Regions from separate parts of the Homo sapiens genome. Here region 1 is linked to region 2. Evidence: chromatin loops called from intact Hi-C (ENCODE). Cell type or tissue: gastrocnemius medialis. All regions are shown on one strand. Links, peaks and the distances in the headings refer to the core of each region. The heading gives the core; the rest is flanking DNA.

Evidence for each region. Peaks named below come from ENCODE experiments on the same cell type or tissue, not always from the same donor. Only the 100,000 strongest peaks of a DNase experiment are listed, where the experiment ranks them.
Region 1: a loop joins it to region 2, with 3 times the contacts of the local background. A loop is called at or near these places in 5 of 110 quality-filtered maps.

What each region holds. Positions count from the first base shown.
Region 1 is chr2:210,387,405-210,397,992 of GRCh38, forward strand. All of the region lies in intron 1 of LANCL1-AS1 (LANCL1 antisense RNA 1), which reads left to right. Among named protein-coding and RNA genes, the nearest start is that of LANCL1-AS1, 68 kb to the left of the region's middle. In gastrocnemius medialis, for the core only: no CTCF peak of the experiment used is centred there; a DNase peak (open chromatin) is centred at 5,437; H3K27ac peaks cover 2,543 bases.
Region 2 is chr2:210,318,829-210,329,416 of GRCh38, forward strand. LANCL1-AS1 (LANCL1 antisense RNA 1) reads left to right here and starts at 5,884. Exons shown (of 5, transcript NR_110606.1): 1 at 5,884-6,006. In gastrocnemius medialis, for the core only: no CTCF peak of the experiment used is centred there; a DNase peak (open chromatin) is centred at 5,803; H3K4me3 peaks cover 1,020 bases; H3K27ac peaks cover 3,062 bases.

The DNA.
Region 1 (10,588 bases), core at 2,535-7,534, 68 kb after region 2:
GCCACTGTAGGGCTGCACTTGCTAGAATCCTGAGGATGCTCTAGGTATTTGCATACCTTATGACTTTGTGGAGACTGGACCCTAAATCCCTCCTGGTTTCTCATCTTACTTTGTCAGATCACTGTGAGTCTTGATAACTCTTTCTACTCTTTTATCTTAATGTCTGGATGTGAAGTAGTGAAAAAGGCCTATTTCTATTTCCCTTTTGCCAAGGTCCTTGTGAGGCTTTGGAGTTCACTTAATTACTAGAGAAGGAGGTAAGTGTGAGAAAGACAGAGAGATCAAGATCCCTTAATTTTCCAAACAGAACTGGCCCGAACCCCCGTTTCCCTTTTTCTGGTTGTATCAGGTCTTGTTTGACATCTAAAAGATGAGAGATAGTCAGGAGTTCGAGACCAGCCTCAGCATGGAGAAACCCCGTCTCTACTAAAAATACAAAATTAACTGGGCGTGGTGGTGCATGCCTGTAATCCCAGCTACTTAGGAGGCTGAGGCAGGAGAATTGCTTGAACCTGGGAGGCAGAGGTTGCAGTGAGCTGAGATCGCACCATTGCACTCCAGCCTGGGCAACAAGAGCGAAACTCCGTCTCAAAAAAAAAAAAAAGATGAGAGATACTTCCAAGCCTCAGGCCTCAGTTACCATACTGCCTAGCTGCAAGGGAGAAAGAGAAGGGCAACAGAAAAAACACTATGTAAGGGAGATTGCAGAGGAACAGAGTTCTACAAGAAAGTGTTTGCCCTAGGGCCTTTCCACTAAATATTTATGACCTAGAAAAATACATAGGTTCATATATATGTCCCTGATGAGTTTATTTTTCCCAGGGCTTATATCTTAGCTTCTGTTCCTGGGAATGGGGGTGGAGGAGGAGAGAGTTTGGAGACTTACTTCTACCACTCTCTCAATAGTCCAAGCCACATAATGCAAAACACACATCAAGTACTACATTGCTTGTAATTTAAAATTCTTACATTCTTTAAATACATACAGAGTATGATATATATGCATAAGTTATTTTAATATATATCCTAGGAGCAGAAATACTCATTACCTCAATGGTTCTTTAGCATTTGAAAATCCCTATTCAGGAACTGATACCCCAGAGGCAGTAAGTACTTTAAATGTTGCTCTCTGAACTTACACTAGAATTCATTAGCTTGCATGAGGGAAGTTAGAGATATTCTTTCAATGATAACTTGAGTGATGTTAAAGACATGTAGACTGGCTAGAAATAGAGAACGGGTACTTCTAGAAAGAAATTTAAAAATATTAAGAAACCAATAACCTAACACCCTTTGAAAGGTGCTCTATTTCTAGGACCATTTGTTCATGGTCTCCACAACTTTACAGGAAATTCCATTGCCTTTCCTGACCAGAAAGTTGATCCTGCTGTGACAGCACCATTACATCTGCCTCAGGACACTTTTTTTTTTTCCTAAGGTGGTTGTCCGAGTGCCCAAAGGACAGTGAGATGGACTTCACAAAGCTCCCAGAACAGGCTGCATGCCTGCTTTTGTGATTGCTGGACCCTTGATATTTGTATGAGTGACAGACTCTAGTCTGAGATTTGCTTTCTTAGATAATGTGCTAACCTGATAGCCAGGTTACAAGGAGATACGGTTCTTAACTTCTCTTTTATTGGTAAAGGCTACTGATATTTACCAAAATGACCAGACAATTGTGAAGGTCAAATTGGTTTAAATCACTTTGCAATACTGAGAAGCATATTGATAGAATAAGTCACAATTTAGGAAAGTCTTTCTGAAGGTAATGAGTTGCTCTCTAGAGGAACCAAGTTGCTCTCTAGAGGAACTTGTTACTTTAAAAAGTGACAGAGAATTCACACCCCATTCTCCAGCTCTTTCCTTTCTCCACCCTATCTTAGCGTACAAGATCTGCAAAAGCCCATCTGCCCAAAGAATCCTTGGAGAGTTCTCTGAGCTCCTCAGGTAGGTGCTCCATGGCAGATTTGTTTTGATCCCTTTATAAAGTTGAGAATTCTCCAGAGTGAATTCCAGAAATCTCAGGAGATTTTGGAATCTCTTTGTCTTTAGGAAGGGGAAATGATAAACCTGAACACTAGAAAAGGGCAAAAGTAGAAGCAATCTTTGACAAGAACAAGTATAATACCTGTGAACCAACTGGCAGCAAAATCAATGATCAAATGTCAGTTTGTAATCACTCAGGAGATTTTACATCCTTGGGAAAGAATGAGTCTGATTTAGAAAGCTTAAATAATATGTTGCTTTGTATATTTAAACATTCTTGTATTTTGTCTTCTTGTGAGTTATATTCAAAAGAATGTGAAGGGAAACCATATTTAAGAAATTTCTCGTATAATTTACCCATGAGTTAAAAATTATTTTCATGAAGTCCTAGTTTTAAAGCTAGAAAGCACCTCCAGAACAACTAAGTCCATCTCTTTCTTTGTAGATGATAAGTTTGCATTATAACAGCAAATGCATTTCTAGCAGAAAAGTGGTATAAAGGCAGACAAGGTTCGAATCCAGGTTCCAATACTTACAAATGGTATGATTTTGAGTAAATTGCTTGACATCTCTGGGTCCCCAGATTACTCAAGTGTAAAACAAACAATGACGCTGGTCTCCACTTTATAGGGTGGTTGTGAGTGTTCAACAAGGTACAGGGAGTCTCTAGCACAGTGCCTGGCTTCCTGCCTCCCTGCTAGTGCGCAATTGAACTTTTTATTTGTTCATTTTATTGAGAGCAGGATGTTAAACATGCACATGGCTAGCTGCTTATCTTTTCTGGGGAAAATGAGGAGAAAAGGAGCTGGGCAGTGCCTATTCTCCTTGTTTATCCTCCTGTCTTGCAGTTTTAGCTCCTTTCCCATTCGATTTCTTACCTATCTTCTTTGGAGTCATGGCAAGACACTACCAGTCCCTGCTGCTACAGGCTTTGCAGGAGCCTATGGATTCAAAGGGCCTGAGCCCAAATGTAAAACATGACAGTAAGTTTTGAATAGCAACTTTATCTGGAAATCATTCACAACGGCTTCCCAAGCAGTCACAGTGAGGCCTTCTGAGGTATCAAGACTGTTCTACATCTTGCTCTAGGAGGCAGTAAAAATTCACTGTGCACACTGTGTCAGTGACACCTTAATAAAAAGGTAAATTAGAAAAATGACTTTATTTTTGTCTTAGAATCTATCTTTTTACTTTTTAAATTACTGAATAAATGGATTTGTTTTAGAAGTTTACTTTCTAATTCGTGTTTCCTTTTATCAGCAGTTAATATCTTTGAATAGATTGGGTCAAAGATTTCAAAGATTAATAAAGACTTCACCAGGTGGGAATTAAGCATGATCAGAAAGCACAGTGTTTTTCAGCCTTCCTATCTAGAATGAAAACATCTGGTAGAGGAAATGGGACTTTTGGAGGTGAATGAAGTGAAAATGGGAATTGACTTTGTGCTGGTGCCTTTCACCCAGGACTCTACCATCCTGTCAACTATAAAGGCAGACATATTCGCTCTTTTTTCCTCACGACTTAGCCTAATGGCAGGCACGTAGTAGGGTATCAAGAAGTTGGGTGACCACCTATCCTGGGAATATCCTGATTTGTGCCTCTTGGTCATGCTTAGTTAGTCTTCCCCTTTCACTGTCAAGTTTTTTTTTGTTTGGAAGATAAATTATATGGTCATTCTATCAAGAAGTGTTAGTGTTTATGGAAGATGGGTAGAGTCCTGAATGGGAACAAAGACAACAGATCAACTTTTGGTACATTGTATGAGCTAAAATAAACCACTCAATCACACAAATACAGTTTCCTCAGTTGTAAATTCCTGTAAAAAGACAAAAATGTTTACAACATTCTTTAATGAGTAAGCACAGGAGTTAATAAAAACAGGTCACTAATTTTGTAAGCACTTTGTAAAAAACAATGCTTTTTTTAGCATTAATTAATTCAATAAATATTTACTGACTGCCTACTAAGTGCAATGCCTGACACATGAATGCAATGCTAATAAGACAAAGCCAGCACCCGTTGCAAGCACTCCTTGTAAGAGCTTGGACTGGTACAGGATATTTGTGTGGAAACACAGCTTAAAAGGCTGTAGTCACATGAGGAATTACAAGTAGGTGTGGAAAAGTGATTCTATTTAATAGGCTAAAATAGAGACTATATGGAGATATTTCCAAAGTTAGCTCATTGGTGAGGGACAAACTTGTATTCATTAATTCTGTGCTAACTTGTATGGCTACATAGTTATATTGAGCTTTTTTATGTTGCTAGTAACCAGGCATTGCGCATCAGTTCTGAATAGTTTATTCCTTTCTCCAGGTGAAAATTTCAACTTCCCCATGATCTAAAGAGTTTTTGACAGATAAATAATTGGCAAAATAATTTGATTGGCATAAATTTTCTCCAGGCAATAGCTCTAGTGCGTGGTTTACAGCTAGTTAAGCAGATAGCAAAAGGTGGCTGACAAACCTCGTTACAATGGTGCTTGTCCTCTTTTTCTGTTTCTGCTAATTCATCTGCCTATATTTTATTTGTTATATTTTTGAGGGCAATACATGAACTTGTGAAGAAAACTGTTTCATGTCAGCAGCAAATCAACTATAAGAGAGGCTTCCTAGTAACCCCATGATGATGTCATTTGCAGTTACTGTGGTCATGGGATTTCACCTGCCACTAGGAATGTCAAGGGATAGATTCACAGGGAAGTTAAAAAAAGAGAGCTGAATCGATTATCTGGAAATATAAATAAATATTTGTTTGAACCATATAAAATTGAAGTTTTTATAGGTAAAAACAGTAGAATACCAGCAAGATAATATGCCTTAACTGAATAGAACTGCAATGGCAGAAAATTTGTGATTTGAGTAGTCACTCTCTTCAAAGATAAAATTAGGTCTCATTATTTAACTCTACACCTTATTTTGTTTCTGGAAACAAAACCAAAGCCTATTTATCCAAGCTTTACACCCTGATCTTAAAAAAGATCTTTTCCACTCTAACAAATAAACTAGTGTACTCTCTCTGGCAGACTTCATTAATTTATTTCTGAAGGGAGATGATTTTAAGCATGCTGAGACGAAGAGGTGGCCTCTGTAATGTTACAGAACAGCTGCACTGTTGGTTTGCTGGACACTCAGTGTCCCTTAGGACGAATATGGCATGTGGTGCTTCTACTTGAGGAAGCTTCTCTCAGTGATAAGGCAGTGTAGCCTTCACCATTGAGAAAGTGCCAGGCCTTAAAAAGGAGCAAAGGGACTTGGAGACTAAAATAAAACTAAACCAAATGGTGGAAACATGCTCAACTCCTTAATTTATCTGATTAGCTCCAACAGGCGCCACCATGTAGAACATTTGCTCCTATCCCAAATGCTATTAAGGCAGCAGTGGAACTATTTCTAGGCTTGCCTCCAGAATGATGGGGGATGACCTAATAGTGGATTTGGTTTCAGCCTGGAGTCGCTACAAAACGGTGACAGACTGCAGTCACTGCAAAAGTCTTTAGGCATCAAGTGTTCTGAACACATACCTGCCTGGAGGAGATTCCCCAGCCCTGAAGGAATGTTCCTCTAACCTCAGTCCCAACCCAACTCCAACTCCTATTCTATATTATTATGCTTTATTTTTTTAATGCAGAAGCATAGTTGCTTGGACTTAAGAATTCTGCCTAGAAATTGGTTAATGCACACAAGGCTAGTTTAATATGGAATAATTGTCTCTTAAAATTGCACTATGTTGCTGTGGAGGGTGCCAAGAGGGACAAAGCTATCTTATGCTGTTCTGCGGTCTGGGATAGGAATTATCAGTAGGAGAAAAACTTTGAAGTCTTTGTGTTCAGGCAACATATAGAAATTCTGATAACCCTTCTCTAACCGTCTTCAAAATCAATATGCCTGTGCCCCAGTCCTCAATCAATCTCACCACTAGTTGTGTGTCCTTGAATTATGAATTACTCAACCTCTCTGGGACTGACTATTCATTCATTTGCACACAGAAAACGTCTGGAAGATCTCTAAGGATCTTGAAAATACTAACATGCTATGAGTATAAGTGTAAAAATACCTTTAAAAGTTGAAAATGATGTATAGATAATTATTATAAAAAATTCCCAAAATTAGCACTTCCAATTCTGCTGTTTAGTGACTGGCCAATATTATGAACTCCATTTTACAGATGTGTAGATGATTTTTCAAGTAACTTAATTGAAATGTTTATGGAACACCTATGCTAGGTACAGAAGCTTAGAAGCTTATCCAGGTTTGTTGGGCCAGAATCTCTTGATTCAGAGGGCCCTCTTTACTATACCTATATCTATCTATCTATATAAAAAATTAGGTATGAAGTGAATATTTAAGAGTGAATATTTCTAGAATGAGAAAAGAAATCACAGCAAGTTACCAGAGTCTTAGAGATTCAAGTCTCTTTTTTTTCTGAGCTCCCTTTAAGTAATTTATCTGAATTGTTTACATAGAAATGCTTTTGATTGAAACCTGGCTTCCCCTCCTTACCTAGACAGAATATTCTGTAGCTTCCAGCAATGTGCCACACTAAGTGGGGCCTGTGCAAGTGAACAGCCCTGAAAGTTAAGGTTTATGAAGCTTCACATAAATCTGCCTCTGACTAAATTCTTTAGGGATTCAAGACATATAAGACATGGTTTGCATACCCAAGTAAATTACAGTGACTTACAGCCATTAGACCTACAAGAAAATAGCTACTTGGTATTGTTTATCCACGTGAAACAGTTCTACTAGCAAAAGGATTCAAATGGAAACACTTTTTTTATTTAAAATTTTATTGTGAATTAAACTTAGACCTACAGAAAAGTTGCAAAAATGTTACGTAAAGTGCCCATACTTCACTCACCTTCCCCTTATGTTAACACCTTACAATGTACATTTGTTGATACCAGGAAATAAGCATTCTTAGAATACCATTAACTAAATTACAGACTTTATTCAAATCTTACCAGGTTTTTAACCAAATTTTCACCATGAATCCATTTCTGTTTCAGGATCCAAATCAGGATCCCACACTGCATTCAGTAGTCATGTCTCCTCAGTCTCTTCCTATTTGTAAGTCCCTCAATCTCCCCTCAACTTTCATGACCTTGACACTTTTATTTTCTTTGAGACAGAGTCTCGCTCTGTCATCCACTGCAGTGGTGCAGTCTCGGCTCACTGCAATCTCCGCCTCCCGGGTTCAAGCGATTCCCCTGTCTCAGCCTCCCGAGTAGCTGGGACTACTGGCATGTGCCACCACGCCCGGATTTTTTTTTGTATTTTTAGTAGAGACAGGGTTTCATCGTGTTAGCCAGGATGATCTCGATATACTGACCTCATGATCAGCCCACCTGGGATTACAGGCATGAGCCACCACGCCCAGCCGACCATGACACTTTTAAAGAGTCCTGCAGGCTGGGCACAGTGGCTCACACCTGTAATCCCAGCACTTTGGTAGGCTGAGGCAGGCAGATCACCTGAGATCAAGAGTTCGAGACCAGCCCAGCCAACATGGCAAAACCCCGTCTCTACTAAAAATACAAAAATTAGCTGGGTGTGGTGGCGGGCACCTGTAATCCCAGCTACTTGCCTCCAGATTGGTGGAGGATGAACTAATAGTGGATTTGGTTTCAGCCTGGAGTTGCTGTGAAATGGTGACACACTGCAGTCAATGCAAAAGTCTTCAGGCCTCGAGTGTTCTGAACACATACCTGCCTGGAGGAGATTCTCCAGCCCTGAAGGAATGAAGGAATGTTCCTCTAACCTCAGTCCCAACCTAGCAATGAGCCGAGATGGCGCCATTGCACGCTGTCTTAAAAAAAAAAAAAAAAAAAAATCCTGCTTAAGTATTTTGTAGAATATTTATCAATTTCTGTTGTCTTATGTTTTCTTATGAATAGATCGAGGCTATGCATTTTTGGCACAAATACTACAGAAATGATGTTGTACTCCTAGCTCATAATCCAATATCATTACTTATTTTCTTGCTAAATTGTTTCAACTTCGGTCTTTCAAAGCTACTTTAGGCTGGCTCCTGTTATCATTTCAACATGCCTTCATCCTTTTTTTGAGCATTTCTTTACTTTGTGGCACCAAAAGTGTTCTAAGCTCATCTTATATTTTCCCTTCCCCAGCTCTGGAATCAATCAGTTTTCCAGGAAGCCTGATATTAGGTCTTCGTGATTGGTGTGTTCTTCTCTTTTTTCCTAAAGTTCTGGGCCTTCAATGGTTTATTTCCTGAAACTAATAAATATATGCATTATCATTCACTAGGAGCGGGTCTGTGTATACTTTTTCTAAACTGAAATTGTAAAGGAACCTTGAATATGAGTTCTGGCCACATTATCAAAGGCCAGGCATAAGCCTCCAGGACATTCAAGCAAGCTTTTCAAGGACATTGCTCAAGAAAGAAGTTATTTCTGACATTTCTCTTCCCTTATTTCCCATGTCTAACTGGCTGCATCTGTGAATCCTCTCACAAGTCTGTCCCCTCTGCTCATCTTCACTGCCACTTCACTGGTTTTGGTCCTTCCCTGGCCCATGTCACAGCCTCCTGATGGTCTTCCTGATTTCATTCTCTCTTTCCTTCAACTCATCTTCCACATGGATGCATAAATAATCATTCCATTTGCAGATCCAACCTCATTGCTTACTCCTAAAGCTAGAAGAGGATGGTTTTTCTACATTTTGATGGTTTTTCTGAGCCTATCATTGGCGATATAGTTCTCTCATATTAATAGTGGTGGTTCTCAAACTTTTTGTGTAAGAGAATCATCTGGAGGGCTATTAAAATATAGCTTGCTAGGGTCCACTGCCAGATTTCCATGCTAGTAGGTCTGGGATGTAGTCTGAGAATGTGTACTTCCTGCAAGTTTCCACGTGATGCTGATGATGCTGCTTCAGGTAACTACTGACCAACAAGATAATGTCCAAACAGCTTAACGAGAAACTTAAGACCTTTTAACAACTAGGTCTTTGTACCTCCCATCTCTCTACTTTTTTTCTCAAACATGCTGTTCTTTTTCATGTCTTGCATGACCTCTGCATATAGTAATTTCCCAACAGTTCTGCCTGTTCATCTTTGTCTCCTACGTTTTTCTACATTTTGCAGATTACTATTCTGGCTCCCCTCTTTCCTATTCTTCCAACTTGAGAAGGCTTGTTATTCCTCTGGGGCCCAATAGTACTTGATACATAGCTTACTATGAAAATTACAACTTGGTGTTGGATTTAGTAATTTACTCATTCACCCAGTAGTTCTTGAGTTCTCTAGAAGCAGGACAGTTCCAAGTTCTTCTTTAGTCTTGGTTCTCCAGCTCTCAGTCCTCACAGCACCCAGTCTAGAATAGGCACTGAATAAATGTTGAGAGAAACACAACATTTTCAAGGAAGGTATTATGATCTTTACACTAAAGGAGGTAATAAAGAGTTTCCAAGAACACTTCAAGATCTATTACTGTTATATTACAGGTGAAAGTTTATTTTAAATAAGAGATTATCTTAAGATATGGAATTAGCTAAAAGATTTAGGAACTCTGATCACTTATTGAAACCAGGTAATTTGAATCAGGATTCTCACACAAGTTTAGGATGGCCTAGTGGTCTGGCAACATGGCATCAAGTGAAACAGATTTGGCAGTTCTGCTGTGATCCAGACTGGTAATTAAGTCTTCTTTTCTGTGTGGGCTGTTAATTGGTCTACCTGAAGAATTGCCAATCCCCATTTGTAGTCTGTAGACAGTATTATTTACTGTCAACAGATGTCAGCTATTATAGTGACCATCCTTAGTCTTCTTAATTACATCATACCCATCAACTGAAATCTAGAACCAGGGTTCTTAACCAACTCTTGATGGTCATTGAAAAGATTTGGTGGCCTATGAACATGGATGGAAAACAATCACATATTAATTTTCACCAAGTTATAACTGAAGTATTTCCTTCAATTAATTACTGATATAGGCAACAAATACAATTGTATTGGGGGTACCTGATAACTTTTTGTCATTGATAGAAATCATCTATATTTTTATACTGTATTATAGCAGTTATTTCTGCTTACAATTATTTCAAAATTACAATAGTTATTAGATGTGCTAATAAAGGAGCACATACACTATTATATCACACATTTTGAAATATTTTGATATCTGTATTTCAAAATCAGTTGCTTTCTCTATAAGTGTTGTTTACATATTTAACACAGAATCCTATGTGTGCTATTTTATATATTTAAAACATTATTCTGAGAGTGGATCCATATCTTTTAAGGGGATCTTGAAGTGGTCCATGACACCAGAAAGGTGAAGAACCTCCACTGTAGAAGGTAAGGTTAGGATTGAACTCTGTTGACGTTCACTGCATAACATAGTTTTGTAGGAGAATTTTTAAAAAGCAATAGAAAAAATATCAAGTTTACTTTGGATACTCAAGTGTCCATTTAAGGAGTTCATAAAATAAAACAATGATTAATGAATTATAGCAGAACATTTTCTCCTATTATGTACAAACTGCAAGTGAAATAGTCTTTGATTTCTTGGGCCACATGCTCGCAGTACGGTAATAGTTAAATTAATTTCTAATATGTCTCATCTCATTATGGATCT
Region 2 (10,588 bases), core at 3,602-8,601:
ATTATAGTCTATCTCTAATCCATTGTGCTTCTTTTGCCACGTAGCCAAGCTTTGCCACGTTATTAACCTGTTTCTTGAATGATGGTATAAGTTTTTAGGTTCTTTGGGCTAAGATAAAATAATTATTTTCTATTTGGAAATGTTGGGCCTGGGAAATGAGAGCGACCAATATTTTTCCTTCATTTCACTGACCAGGCAACCACAGGCATTTACTCATTCCACACATATTTCTCACCTACTATATGCTAGGCATTAGGATTACTGGTTGAACAAGATGAATTTGGTTCTTGTTCTCTTGGAGAACTGAGATATTTGAAAGAGGATATAAACTGGGAATATGCAAACACGGGAGTTGGAATAACTGACTTGTAGGCATTGGCAAAGGTCTCCTTAAGGAAGGGATAATTGGGTTGGGAACCACAGGAAGAGAGGAATTTATAGGCGAAGGGGCAGGGGGAAGAGAATTTCAAGCAAAAGAAGCAGCAGTGTACAAGGCACCTTACAGTATTAAGGAGATATTAAACCAAGTTAGAAAAAAAAATGTAAAAGAGCATAAAATTACAAAGTAGGTTAAAAGTGGCTGCATCAATTGTCCTTCCTGCCACCCCACAAAAAGATTGATCTCTCTCTAGATATATAAAATTTAAAAATTCATCTTCTGTGTCTGCAAACTATAGTAGAAATTCCTTCTATCCAGAGGACTGCAATAGCAAGTAGGTGACAGCAAACTTTACAAAATATTGAGAGAGCAAAGTGCATAATGAAATTTATCTGCTTTTATAATACTCTTATGAAGAAGGAGGAGTTAGGAAATGTTGCCACTTTGTAATGGAAACACTGAAGAGAGACATTGATCAGAAATTCAATGTGTATTTCTTGCTTTCTATCAATCATTTTGCCCAAGTTGAAATTTTTGTGTGCTCCTTGCAGGAATAATTCCTTAAAAACATAGATACTTATTTTATATTTTCTTAAATATTGGAACAATTAAAAGTGTTTAATAAAGTCTTGTTGAATTAGAATTGAATTTGTTGCCATAAGGCCTTTATACATTCCTGAAGAAAAGGGAATGCTGGGTAATTAAGTACTTAGCACAATAATTGTGAAATTTTGAAGTTTGTAGTATGAAATGGCTTTTTCATTTTTGTGAGTTTTTTTGATATAATGAGGTACTATATTAGGTTTAAAGGCTTGTATTAATTCACTTTGTCATAGAGCAAAATAAGAATTTAAGTGTGTGAATTAACATGTGTGTGTCTGTGTGTGCATACTTGTGTTAATAGTTATTTCTGAGTGGTAGAATTATGAGTTAATTTTATTTGCTAATCTATATTTTTATTTTTCTTCTGTGACTACACTTTGCTTATACAATAAATAAATAATAAAATAAAAAAGTTAAAAAGCCAACAATAAAGATTAAATATGAGCACAACCATATGTAAAAGCCAACTTGTCAAACCTTCAATTAAGACTCAGGATTTTTTCCCCTTACATTTACATAAATCAGTTCATGTGTGTATGATATCTACTTGAAAACTTTCCAATAGTAAGCAGTTGAAGTAAGTGGCTTTCACATTATTTAACGACACCACAGTTCCTCCTCTAGATTTGGGCCCTAAGTTGACACATCCACTATCTCCAATAATTTGCTTACCAAAGTTCTTCGGTCAGCTAAGGTTTATTTCCTCCCCTGAGCTGTCTGTAAGTCACAATCCACATTTGGTGGATGAGATCTATATAGAAACTATGTCTTCTTATTGGCTTTTTCCCCCTTAACAAATTGAGTAAAAAGTAGAGTTCATGGTTCTGAATCTCCCAAGCCCTAATAAGTAGCATTTATTAGACCACACATTTTTCCAATTTCAACTTGCCTCAAGAATCAGGCTGCATTTGTGATTGATTCAGAGAATAATTATGGAGTTCATAAAGCCCAACCTCAAAGCTAAAGCAAATAGTAGGTGGTTGAATTATTTTTCTATTAGTATATTGATTTAGTGAGATCTGGTTTACGTCTAGCTACTAGCTGTGTGACTACTGACAATTATTTTAGCTTCAGAGAGGCTTAAATACAAAATTAGAGGAATGGATAGGGTAAGATCCCAGCATCTCATTTTTACTGCAAAGTTCTATGGTTTTTGCTTTTTGAAAAGTATATTATTAGTGGCCATCTGTTGAGGGTTAACGTATTCCATGTCCTTTAATCCCCACAACAATTCTGAGGTAGGTATTATTTCACTTTATGGATAAAAAGACTCAGAGGTAAAGTTACATGCTAGTTACCCACAGTAAAAGTGTTAAAAACAAGCCAGCCGTGGTGTGCACACCCATAGTCCCAGCTACTTGAAGGGAGGCTGAGGCAAGAGGATCGCTTGAGCTTAGGAGTTGGAGGCTGCAGTGAGTCACGATTGTTCCACTGCAGTCTAGCCTGGGCAACAGAGTGAGACCCTGTCTCAAAAAACAAACAAAAACACCCATAAAACAAAAAAAAGTGTCAAAAACAGAAGTAGAACCCGGTTTTAATGAAATCTAAACCCTACTGCTTCCTAATGACTAAGGGAAGGATAATGACATGTGAAAAACAACAAGGATCACACCTCAGCTATTCAGTTGTAGTAGAATTAAATTTTGCCTTGTTAAAAAAAAATGATCCAGCCAGGCACAGTGGCTTATGCCTGTAATCCCAGCACTTTAGGAGGCCAAGGCAGGTGGATCATGAGGTCAGGAGTTTGAGACCAGCCTGGCTAACATGGTGAAACCCTGTTTCTACTAAAATATGAAAAATTAGTTGGGCGTGGTGGCAGGTGCCTGTAATCCCAGCTACTTTGGAGGCTGAGGCAGGAGAATCATTTGAACCCAGGAAGCAGAGGTTGCAGTGAGCTGAGATTGCACCATTGTACTCCATCCTGGGTGACAGGGTGAGACTCTGTCTCAAAAATAAATTTTAAAAAAAAGATCCAACTGAAGGTTATGTTTCAGAAGAAGAGGGCCTCAAAGAAGCAAAAGAATTACTGGAATGTTAGCAATGCCAAAGGCAGGGAGATCTTGGGTATACTGTAAATCACAAATTGGAAGAATGCACAATAACTGATCATAAGCCTAGCACTTATCTGAGAAAAGTTTATGTATGTCATTATTCATTAATGGAATCATCACATTTGGAACTTACAAGATGAACTCCTAACAATGGCCAACAAGGCTGGATTTGATCTAGTCTCCACCTGTCTCCCTGAACTCCTCTCAGAGTTCTCTCCACCTTTTTGGTTATATTCTGGCCATTCTGACCTTCTCTCCTAAGGGCCTGACATTGCTGTACTATTTTCTCAGAACACTTTTTCTATATATTCTTTCATGGCTACTACCTAAGATCACTTCGATTTTAATCCAGATGTTACTTTCTCTGAAAGACCTAATGGAATCATGCTATATTAAGTAACCCCTCCTCTGGTTATTACTTAGTCTAGCATCTGTTTTTATTATTCTCATGGACTTTATAATTTTTGAATTTTTATTTGTTTTCTAATACATTTAGGAAGTGAGCTTTATCAGATCAGGGACTCATCTTTCTTGTTCTCCAATGACTCTCCAGCTCCCAACTCACAGTAAGCTGAAAACATTTTTTTAATGGAATGGATGAATAAATGAATGAAAGAATGTTACGGGTTTTGGTGTTGGCAGATATACTTAAATGATTCAAGACAGTTTGGAGCCCCAAAATCTGAGCAAGAGAAAGAATTTGAATATTTGAATAGTTAGAAGAGAGAATGAGGATGAACAAAATTGACTATTAGAACCCATTCTGAAAAGTTAATGGCTTTGGCAGTACTTAGTTGAAGGAAGAAAAAGGTGGCTTAAAAGCAATTTTAATTAATAAAATGTTGCTATTAAGAGAATAGTCGTCAGCTGTTCTTTATATGAAACTAACAGGGATGAGTGAAATAATTTTCGGTTAAAAATAAATAACTTTCTAACTGGGGATTATGAGGTACTCCAAAAATATTTTAAAATGTAAACTGTTTCCTTTTAAGAATAAATGGGTGTTTAAGTGCAAACTTGATAAAGGACTGGGACTGGATAATAAAGATGATTTTTTAAAATGTTTACACTCCTTTCGTCACTAAGTTTTTAACTAGTATTGTTTCTTTAACAGTTAATAAATCCAATACTTGTGTAAGTGAAGACTGGTATTTTTCTTCTTTTGCTCTCAGAGTTACCTTGTTAGAGGTCATGATATATCCAGGGCCAAGCTGGAACCAGTGCTCCGGAATCTTGTTTTATGAAGCAGATAGTAAGTCATGTAGAAATTGAGTCAGCGTGATTCTTTACATGGTTAACATGCTGCTTCCCCTGGAGGTGGGGGTGTAGGATTTCTCAAGGAAGGACATTTATAGTGATTAAAATTGCTCAGAGATTGCTTCACTGGGTAATTCTGATGCTGTAGTATGTGATTCTGGCAAGAGAGAGGGAGTATGAAAGGGACAGAAAATCCCAGACCATGGCAAGAAAGGGCACACGATGCAGAGACTACCTCAAGAAAAGGGGCTGTGGCAGTAAGAAAACAGTAACCGAATGGTCAGACTATTGATCAGAAATCCTTCTTGGTTGCCTCCTGAGAAGGAATTGAGAGCATAAATGTCCAAGGGCAATGACTGCCCATTAACTCACCATCATCCTACAATATTTAGCATAGTTCCAAGAACAAACTGGCAAAAGAGATTTTGGCAGCTGATATTTTTCTGGGAAATTAAGTGGAAAGCACCCTCCAGGACAAAAAGGCCAAGAATAAATACTAAACATGTGCATATCTTAAAAGCCAACAATTTCACTCATAGTCATGTGTCCCCCACAAATGTGTATGTATATGCATAAAGATGTACATAGGTTGGGCACGGTGGCTCACGCCTGTAATCCCAGCACTTTGGGAGGCTGAGGTGGGTGGATCACCTGAGGTCAGGAGTTCGAGGTCAGCCTGACCAACATGGCAAAACCCTGTCTCTATTAAAAATACAAAAATTTAGCGAGGTGTGGTGGTGGGCACCTATAATCCCAGCTACTTGGGAGGCTGAGGCAGGAGAATTGCTTGAACCCGGGAGGCAGAAGTCACAGTGAGCTGAGATCACACCATTGCACTCCAGCCTGGGCAACAAGAGCAAGACTCTGTCTCAAAAAAAATGTACATAAACATTTTTAGCAATGATATTCATAATTGCACAAAACTGGAAACAACCCAAATGCCCATTAGCAATAAAATGGATAGAATATCATATATCCTTGTGATGGAACACTACACAGCAATAAGAATGAACAAACTACAGGTACATGTAATAAGATAGATCAGTGTCACACAGTGTTATGGTTCCATTTATATAAAGTTCAAGACCAAGAGAAACTACCTGATGGTATTCGAAGACAGGATAGTAGTAGAGAGGAGTGTTGGGTAGTGGAGAGGAAGGTCAGGTAGTGAAGGAGCTGGTGTTTACATGAATTTGTTGAAGGAGCTGGTGGTTACATGAATTTGTTCACTTTGTGATAATTCATCAAGTTGTACACTTAAGATTTCTGCATTTTTCCAAATGTATGTTATGCTTTAATACAAAGTTTGATAGGGAGAAGAAATAATACTGCCTTCCAAAGTAAAATGAATGACATTGGGTGGGATAAAAAAAACAGAGGGACCCTGTGTCAAGCCTGTCTTAGGGTCTTCAGACAGCATGAGTCTCGCTGTCTCCATTTTGAAGATGGGCAACAACTGCAGGGATAAGAATAGCCCATGGCTGACAGTGCATTTGCTTCTACTTGTCCTGGTCAAGGTTTTCTAATTCGGGCCCAAGAGAGTATTCATGTCTCCAGGAGGCCACCCTATGGCACGTTAGGCATTCTTGAGAGACTGGCGGCCTCAGTCCTTGTGTTTGGAGCAGTTCTGCTAGAGGAGGAAACAGCACAAAGGGCACTCTTATGCTGCTGTAAACCAGTGCCAGGATTTTTAAAATGTGAGACACCTGTTACCCTGTAAGTATTAATTTCAACTTGAGGTCTCTAGCTTTTTAATTTGCTGGATACATTCTTTTATATGAAATGTGATGGGCATTTCTGACGTGGAAGAAATTGGGACCAGTAAAGCCGGGAAGAAAGCAAAATGGGGTAGCAGGGGCCCTTTTCTCAGCTTCTAATGAAATATTTGTAGTCAAGACCAAGCACACATATTGATTCTCATCAAGTGTGAAATCGTTGGCGGCCCTGGAGGTGAGCCCCACGGGACCATTTGTACCGCACTCTTTCAAATGAACAGATTAAATCTCTCGTAAGATGCTGTTTTTGACACACTCGTACTGCATATATTAAAATCCTCCCTGGTGCCCTTTTGGCGGTTAGGATTCAGGTAGTTCCAGTGCATCACAGCCTGTGTACCAGCTGGAAAGGATATTTTTTTTTTCTTCCCTGGAATGTGTAAAGGAAGAATTATATTGCTGTTTGTTGAAAGAGACTATATGTCTCGCAAGTCCCACTTCAATAATCTTCTAGAAGCAAGAATGAATTTGGGATTGGAAAGGGCATTACAACATGGCTAAATAAATAGCAAGGGGTCTCTCAACACCTGGTTAGCCTGCAATGTTACAATATGACTTCTAGGTCTTACATTTCAGTCTCTTTCTTCAGCAAACAGAGTCTGAAAGGTCTTACACAAAGACAGAATTTTAAGTCTGAACACTCAAGAAATGTGGTCTTCACACTCTAAAGCTGTCACTAATTCCTTGAGAAGCACCAGAAACTTTCTGACTAAACCTTTTTATGTCTTCAATAATGGTTAAATCCAATATACCTTAGGGTTTCCCTCAGATTTAGTCTTCATATTCTTTAGCTTTTGCTAAAGAATTTTAGCAAAATTTCTTATTTTGCATTTCTCTAGCTTCATGACTGGGCTGTCATCATAGGTATATAAGACCATGTACAGGGCTGTGCATTAATATTGCAAGTCTGGAAATTCCAGATATCTTGGCAAAGGGAGAAACAACTTGTGGTTGGAGCTTGGAGGATGAGGAACCAACAAGTTCTGAGTCCTCATGTCTTATGCTTAGGCTGATTCCATTTCTTCCCTCAAATTGTAAATATTTATTTAGGTGTAAAGGAGAGGGCCTATCTAAAGCAGACTGGTGTGTGAGTAGAGTTATTTTCATAGTGTGTCCTCTCCCAGTGATTTATGTTTCCTAGAATATTGATGAAAAATGGATGAGCTCCCGCAACATCTCCTGCCACTCTCCCCCTCACATATTGGACTACAGACATTCTGGCCTTCTTCAGTTCATTCTTTAGTATGATATGCTGTTCTTTCTTCCTGAATTGTTCTTCTAATCTTTCTTTGAATGAATGTTTTTATTCCCTTTCAAGTCTTACCTTAGAAGTAAGTCCTCTCTTCAGAAGGGTCTTACTTATCACCCTATCTAAAGTAGGTTCCACTCCTCTCATCCCATATTGCAATACTTCATTTGGTGGACTCATAGCTTATAATAATTGAATCATTTATTGATTATTGTCCTCACTTAGACTATAAATTCCATGAGACAGTGCTCATGGTTATATTGTTTACTGAATTGATTCTACCTAAGTGTCTATCAACAGAGAAATGGATGTTTGGATAGTGCTATTGTCCTATTGCCATTGTGACAAGGGCTCAGATAAACATGCAAGTGCACATATTCATGTACTGATTTCTTTTTCCTTTGGATAAATACTCAGAAGTAGGATTGCTGGATTGTATGGTAGTTCTATTTTTTGGTTTTTAAAGAAATCGTCATACTATTTTTCATAGTGGTTGTACTAATTTACCTTCCCATCAACAGTGTTTAAGAGTTTCCTTTTCTCTGCATTCTCACCAGAATCTGATATTTTTCATCTTTTTAATGACAGCCATTCTAACTGGAGTAAGATGATATCTCATTGTGGTTTCCATTTGCATTTCTCTGATGCATAGTGATGTTGGGTATTTTTTCATATACCATTTGTATATGGCCATTTGTGTGCCTTACTTTCAGAAATATCTGTTCATATCCTTTGCCCACTTTTTAATATGATTATTTGTGGGGTTTTTTTTGGTTGTTGAATTGTTTGAGTTCCTTGATATTCTGGATATTAATGCCTTGTTGGATGAATAGCTTACAAATATTTTCTCCCATTTTACAGGTTGTCTTTTCACTCTCTTGGTTGTTTCTTTTGATATGCAGAAGCTTTTTGGTTTAATATGCTACCATTTGTCTATTTTAGTTTTTGTTGCCTGTGATTTTGAGGTCTTAGGTGTAAGATCTTTGCCCGGACCAATGTACTGAAGAGTTTTCCCTCTGTTTTCTTCTAGTAGTTTTATAGTTTTAAGTGTTTAAGTCTATAATGTACCTTGAATTAATATGTGATGTAGTGAAGATAGGGGCTTAGATAGAAGATACCTATATTCTTCTGCATGTAGATATCCAAATTTCCCATCACCATTAATTGAAGATACTGTCATTTCCCCAATGGATGTTCTTGGCACATTTGTCAAAAATCAGTAGGCTGTAAATACATGGATTTATTTCTGGATTCTCTATTTTTTTTTTTCTTTCCTGAGAGAGAGTCTTGCTCTGTTGCCCAGGCTGGAGTACAGAGGCAAATCTCAGCTCACTGCAACCTTCGTCTCATAGGTTTAAGCGATTCTCCTGCCTCTCCCTCCTGAGTAGCTGGGATTACAGGTGCATACCACCATGCCTGGCTAATTTTTTGTATTTTTAGTAGAGACGGGTTTTTGCCACGTTGGCCAGACTGAGCTCAAACTCCTGGCCTTAAGTGATCTGCCTGCCTCGGGTTCCCAAAGTTCTGGGATTACAGGCATGAGCCATCGCACCTGGCCTGGATTCTCCATTCTATTCCATTAGTCTATGTAACTGTTTTTATACTAATACTATGCTGTTTTAGTTAAAGTCTTGTAATATATATTAAAATCAGGTAAGGTGATGCCCCTAGCTTTGTTCTTTTTGTTCATGTTGCTTTGGTTTTTGGGCTCTTACTTGGCCCCATGAAAATTTTAGGATTGTTTTTTCTAATTCTGTGAAAAATGACATTGGTATTTTGATAGGGATTCCATTGAAACTGTTGATTGCTTTGGGCAGCATGGCCATTTTAACAATATTAATTCTTCTGATCCATGAGCATGAAATGTATTTCCATTTTTTTGTGTTCTCTTCAATTTATTTCACCAGTACTTTATAGTTTTCCTTGTACAGGTCTTTTATCTTAGTTAAATTTATTCCTAGGTATTTCATTATCTTCTTGTAGCTATTATAAGTGGTATTGCATTCTTAATTTCTTTCTCAGCTACTTCATTATTGTGTATACAAATGCTACTGATTTTTGAAATTGATTTTGTATCCTGAAACTTTATTGAATTTATGAGGTCTAAAACGTTTTTGGTGAAGTCTTTAGGTTTTCCTAGACATAAAATTATATTATTGGTAAAGAGAGAATTTCACTTCCTCGTTTCCAATTTGGGTGCCTTTTATTTCTTTCTCTTGCCTGATTGTTCTGACGAGGATTTCTAGTACTATGTTGAATAGGAGTGGTGAAAGTGGGCATTCTTGTTTTATTATAGTTCTTAGAGGGAAGGCTTTCACCTTTTCTTCATTTAGTATGATCTTAGCTGTGGGTTTGTCATATGTGCCTTCCATTATGTTGAGGTACATCTTTTCTATGCCTATTTTGTTGAGGTTTTTATCATGAAGGGATGTTGAAATTTATCAAATACTTTCTCTGCATTCATTGAAATAATTGTATGGTTTTTATTCTTCATTCTGTTGATGTGAGGTGTCACACTGATTGATTTGCATATGTTGAGCAACCCATGAATCACTGGGATAAATACCTGGGATCATGGTGTATTATTTTTTTGATGTGCTGTTGGATTTGCCTTGCTAGTATTTTGTTGAGGATTTTTGCATTGTGCATCTATGTTCATCAGGGCTATTAGCCTACAGTTTTTTTTAGTGGTTGTTTTACATTCTTATCTGATTTTAGCCTGAGGGTAATTCTGGCCTTGTAGAATGAATTAGAAAGAATTGTTTCCTCTCCAATGTTTGAAATAGTTTGAGGAGAATTGGTGTTAGTTTTTCTTTGAATTCGGTAGAATTCAGCAGTGAAGCCATCTGGTCCTGGACTTTTCTTTGTTAGAGAAATTTTTTTTACTGCTTTGATCTCATTACTTGTTGTTGGTCTATTTGGGTTTTCTAATTTTTTTTATTCAGTCTTGGTAGACTGTATGTGTCTAGGAATTTATCCATTTCTTTTAGGTTTTCCAGTTTGTTTATCTATAGTTGTTCAAATAGTCTCTGACCTATTTTATTTCTGTGGTACCAGGTGTAATATCTTTCTCATTTCTGTTTTCTTTGTTTGTCTTTTCACTTTTTTCCTTGGTTAGTATAGCAAGTAGTTAATTTTTTATTTGTTTGAAAAAAACAACTTTTTGTTCCATTTATCCTTTGTTTTTTTCTGTATCTTATTTCTTTCTTCTCTGATCTTTATTTTTGTTTCTTCTAATTTTGGTTTGGTTTGGTCTTGTTTTTCTAGTTGCCTG